2 separate regions of the Homo sapiens genome follow, and region 1 is linked to region 2. A link is a loop called in an ENCODE intact Hi-C map of the cell type or tissue named here. Cell type or tissue: mammary epithelial cell. All regions are shown on one strand.

Region 1 (2,500 bases), 160 kb after region 2:
CCCTGTGTAGGCATCCAGGTATAATAGCAAAGCATGACACAGACATGACCCCAGCCAAGTTCTGCCACCTTCCCATCAGCATCCCTTGGAGACATCCCCCTGGGTGCCTCCACTTCCTTGTGATAGCCCTGCCTGCTCCTGCCCTGCCCCAGGACATCAACAATGGCTGGCAGCACTTGGAGCAGGCTGAGAAGGGCTACGAGGAGTGGCTGCTGAATGAGATCCGCAGGCTGGAGCGGCTCGACCACCTGGCAGAGAAGTTCCGGCAGAAGGCCTCCATCCACGAGGCCTGGACTGACGGTACGGCCCAGCTCTGCCCCACTCTGCCCAGCCCCGCTCCCGTGCTCCCCTCCTGTCTCTCAGGCATGCATGGGTGTGCACACACAGCCCCCTGCCACGTTGGGTCTGTTTCTCAGGTGCCCTTTCTTGCTGCTTGGGAGCATGTGTGTGTGTCAGAAATGCTGCTTTAGAGCCAGGTTCAGTGGCTCACACCTGTAATCCCAGCACTTTGGCAGGCCAAGGCAGGAGGATCACTTGAGCCCAAGAGTTTGAGACCAGCCTGGGCAACATAGCGAGACCCTGCCTATACAAAAAAATTTTAGAATAATAAAATTAGCCAGGCATAGTGGTGCACACCTGTGGTCCCAGCTACTTTGGAGGCTGAGGTGGGAGGATTGATTGAGCCAGGGAGGTCAAGGCTGCAGTGAGCCGTGATTGTACCACTGCACTCCAGCCTGGGTGACAGAGCAAGACCCTGTCTCAAAAAAAAAGGAAAGAAATGCTGCTTTGGATTCCTTCAGCCCCAGAAAGCAGGGACCATTCAGGGGCCAGGTCCTCTTTGTTGCCCAGTCTGCCCTCGCCTCAGAGGTGGGACCCTGTCAGTCATCCAGGAACACAGCCAAGCCCCCTCCAGCACTTCAGGGAAGTGACCTTACACCCATCTGTTTGTCCCCTCTGCGTGTCTTCCCCATCCAGGGCGAGTGTGTGGGGCAGGCCTCTTCCATCCCCCGCACCCTGTGTTCAGAGTCGGCTTCCCTCTCCCACACCTCTGTGAGCGTGGACGGAAGGCTGGGGAGCCCATGTTCACTGGCACGTCCCTCAGGCTAGAGGAGGGCCTGCCTCCTGGGCCTGCTGCCGGACCACAGCCAGTGCTCACCCTCAGACAGTGCTCACCCACTGCCTTCGGCCCACCCTTCAGCATGGCCCACCTGTGAGCTCCTCCCACCTCCCATCCCTTCCCAGAGCCTCCTTCCCGGGCCTGGCTCCCCCTGCAGGAGCGCCACTGTGCTTTCTGTTCTCGGCAGCCCTGCAGCTGCCTGGCCGTTGGCTCCAGATGTGGGATTTCATCACGTCCCTGGCCCTCTTTTGGGTCATGCCAAGGTTGAGATTTCAGATCCCAGGGGTCTGGAAGCCTTCAGAAAGCTGCCAGTGCCTGGGAGAGCCACAAGAGCCACTCACAGGACTCCTCTCCCACTCTGGCCACCACCTTCCCAACACAGTCTCCCTGGCCCTCCGGCCGCCACTCCGCCCAGCTGAGCCCTTCCTTGCATTCCTGAGTGCATTTTCTCACCCCTCCCCACCCTGGCCCGCATGCGAGTGTGCAGCTCCACACGGCCTGCAGCCCTGGCCACGGCCCAGCTTGTGCCCTCCTCACATGAGCTCAGCTCGCCATTCCCGCGGCAGCTGCCAGCCTCAGAGCAGCCCAGCCCCTTTGCTACCAGGAAAGAGTGCGAGTGAGAGAGTGGATAGTGAGGGAGGAAGGGCCTGGCCAGGCCGGGTGCCGCACTTCCCTCTTGCCTGGCAGAAAGGCACCCATGTGAGGAGAGCGTGTTAGCACCGATGCCATCTTGTGTGGTTGGTGGCCTCCATCCATTCCCGGATTCACTCATTCGTTCAACAGACAGCTCAGGTGGCTCCAGCCGTCCTTATCCATGGAGGCCTGGGCGTCGCCCTGTGGCTGAACCTTCTGGGGGTCTTTCTGCCCACCCATCAGCTCTTCAGTCCCTCTACAGGGCTCCATGAGGCCCTGCAGATGGTTTCCTGAGGCCAAGGGGCTGGGTGTGGTGGCCCCACTGGCATTCCTCCCCTGGGAAGGGCTCTGGGGCAGCCTTCACCTGAGGTGTTTAGAAGCCAGCTCAGTCTCCGGCCAGGGCCCAGCTGGTTCAGCGGCCTCCACACGTCCCTGCCCCACCCCTACCTGACTGGGCATCCACGCGGGTCTGCCCATGGCGTCTGCCAGAGCCCCCAGGCAGGCTGGCCTACTAATTCCCAAGACTCAGAGCCTCTGTCCTCTCAAGTAGCAGTTACGTGAAACAGGACAGGCAGGCCCTCCACACCCCAGGGTCTGGTCGTAGCGGCCTCCTCCGCCCTGGGGTGGGTGGGCCACCTTCACTCCACACCCCTCACCATCCCCCACAGCCCGCAGCGGGAGGGTCGTCGTGGATGCTTCTCTGAGGGACTTGATTTCCTGGGAATACGACCAACCCCGAACGACCCCTTG
Region 2 (2,500 bases):
CTAACCCAAAATAAAACAGTACAAATAAAAAAGTCACAGTCCTTTAAATCATCAAATATCTAGTGAGTGTGCAAATTTCCAAATCTCATAACTTTCATGTAACTATCAGGATTTTTTGTAGCTTCTTTAAATCAGAATCCAAACAAGGGCCACCCATTGCAATTGGCTGATACTTTTTAAAATCATCTTTCATCTCTTGCTTCCCCTCTATTATCTTTTCTTTTTCCTTGCAATTTATCTCCTGGAGATCCAGTCCTGCAGATCTTTACTGTCCAACAGAAATACAATATGAGCAATATGTATATTTTTAAATTTTCTTCTTTTTTTTGAGACAGGGTCTCACTCTGTTGTCCAGGCTGGAGTGCAGTGGGGCAATCTCAGCTCACTGTAACCTCCACCTGTCAGGTTCAAGTGATTCTCCTGCCTCAGCCTCCTGAGTAGCTGGGATTACAGGCATGCGCCACCACACCTGGCTAATTTTTGTATTTTTAGTAGAGACAAGGTTTCGCCATGTTGGCCAGGGTAGTCTCAAACTCCTGGCCTAAAGTGATCTGCCCTCCTCACCCTCCGAAAGTGCTGGGATTACAGGCGTGAGTCACCATAATTTTAAATTTTCTAATAGCCATGTTTTTTAAAAAGTAAAAAGAGGACCGGCATGGTGGCTCGTGCCTGTAATCCCAGCACTTTGGGAGGCCAAGGCGGGAGGATCACTTGAGGCCAGGAGTTTGAGCCAGCCTGCGTAACACAGCAAAACCCTATCTCTATAAAAACTTTAAAAAATAACCAGGTGTAGTAGTGCATATCTGTAGTCCCAGTTACTGGGGAGGCTGAGGCAGGAGGATCTCTTGAACCTTGGAGGTTAATGCTGCAGTGAGCCATGTTCATGGCACTGTACTTCAACCTGGGCAACTGAGCAAGACTCTGTTAAAAAAAAAAAAAAGTAAAATGAAACACTACACATAATCTAGTACACTCAGGATATTATTTCAACATGGAATCAATCCTGTTTATTTATTTATAGAGATGGGGTCTTGCCATGTTGCCCAGGCTGGTCTCAAACTCCTGTGCTCAAGCAATCCACCCTCCTCAGCCACCCAAGGTGCTGGGATTACAGGCAAGAGCCACTGTGCCTGGCCATAATCAATCTAAAAAATGATTAGCTCGACATTTTTCATTCTTTTTTCACACTAAGTCTATCAGTGGATAGTGCTGTCCTAGTTGTAGAGCTTCCCATAGTCTGGACCTGACCAATGCGTCCTTGTGGTGTCATTTCATGTGTTCCTGTGTCCCCTGGGTTTCCTCCAAAGTGGGACTCAGCCAAAGTTCGAGCAGATTCAGATTTGGGTGTAAGGAGTTTTTTAGCCAGAACCTTCCTATGTGGGGCTACTGTATACCTCCACCAGGAGGCACCTCCTTTCCAGATGCCAGCAGCTGTTTCTGCTCAACACTCAGACATATTCATTCATTAGAGATTGCAAAATGGCGATAGTCTCATTTCTTTTTTTTTTTTTTTTTTTTGTGACAGAGTCTCATTCTGTCACCCAGGCTGGAGTGCAGTGGCATGCTCTCGGCTCACTGCAACCTCCGCCTCCCAGGTTCAAGCGATTCTCCTGCCTCAGCCTCCCAAAGTGCTGGGATTATAGGCATGAGCCACGGCGCCCAGCCTCTTAGTTTTCATGATGCTTCCTTCACTTGACAAATGAGTATGAGTACCTACTGTGTGTCAGGCACTGCCCTGGTCCTGAAGGTACAGCAGTGAACAAAACAGAGAGCCCACTGTGGGGGCTGATAGTCCAGTGGGAAGGGGCAGATGCAAATAACGAAATACACGAAGTAATTGCAGGTTATAATCTGTGGTCTGAAGGGTGTGGGAGTGAGCAGGGTGTGGTAAGCCCTGTAAACCGGCTGGTGGCGGAAGGCCTTCTGCAGGAGGGGACAGCGAAGCTGAGAGTTGAAAGATACCATATGACTCAGCGAGGCTGTGGTGTCCCAGGCAAAGGGGACAGTAAATGGAAAGGCTGAAAAATGGGAACAAGAGGGACAGAGAGCAGCCTGGGCAACATGGCGAAACCAAACCCTGTCCCTACAAAAAATACAAAAATTAGCTAGGCATGGTGGCCTATGCCTGAAGTCCCAGCTACTTGGGAGGCTGAGGCAAGAGAATCACTTGAACCCAGGAGGGGGAGGTTGCTGTGAGCCAAGATCGCGTCATTGCACTCCAGCCTGGGTGACAAGAGCGAAATTCTGTCTCAAAAAAAAGAAATAAAAATACAAAAATTAGCTAGGCATGGTGGTGCATGCCTGTATTCCCAGCTACTCGGGAGGCTGAGGCAGGAGAATCGCTTGAACCCGGGAGGCGGAGGTTGCAGTGAGCCGAGATTGCACCACTGCACTCCAGCATGGGCAACAGAGTGAGACTCTCTCAAAAATAAAATAAAATAATACAATAAAATATAAAATAAAATAAAATACTAGCCAGGCACGATGACTCATGCCTGTA

What was found. Peaks named below come from ENCODE experiments on the same cell type or tissue, not always from the same donor. Only the 100,000 strongest peaks of a DNase experiment are listed, where the experiment ranks them.
Region 1: it touches region 2 in a loop (5-fold over the local background); 6 of 110 quality-filtered maps call a loop at or near these places.

Annotation. Positions count from the first base shown.
Region 1 is chr19:38,717,775-38,720,274 of GRCh38, forward strand. ACTN4 (actinin alpha 4) reads left to right here. Exons shown (of 21, transcript NM_004924.6): 11 at 153-300. The region is part of intron 1 of LOC107985291 (a long non-coding RNA gene); the gene reads right to left. Among named protein-coding and RNA genes, the nearest start is that of CAPN12, 25 kb to the right of the region's middle. RefSeq lists enhancers at 1-827, 862-1,582. In mammary epithelial cell, CTCF peaks have their summits at 1,260 (motif pointing left) and 2,006; a DNase peak (open chromatin) is centred at 1,617; H3K27ac peaks cover 1,719 bases.
Region 2 is chr19:38,555,554-38,558,053 of GRCh38, forward strand. All of the region lies in intron 89 of RYR1 (ryanodine receptor 1), which reads left to right. Among named protein-coding and RNA genes, the nearest start is that of MAP4K1-AS1, 40 kb to the right of the region's middle. RefSeq lists an enhancer at 1,739-1,928. In mammary epithelial cell, a CTCF peak has its summit at 1,406 (motif pointing right); no DNase peak of the experiment used is centred here.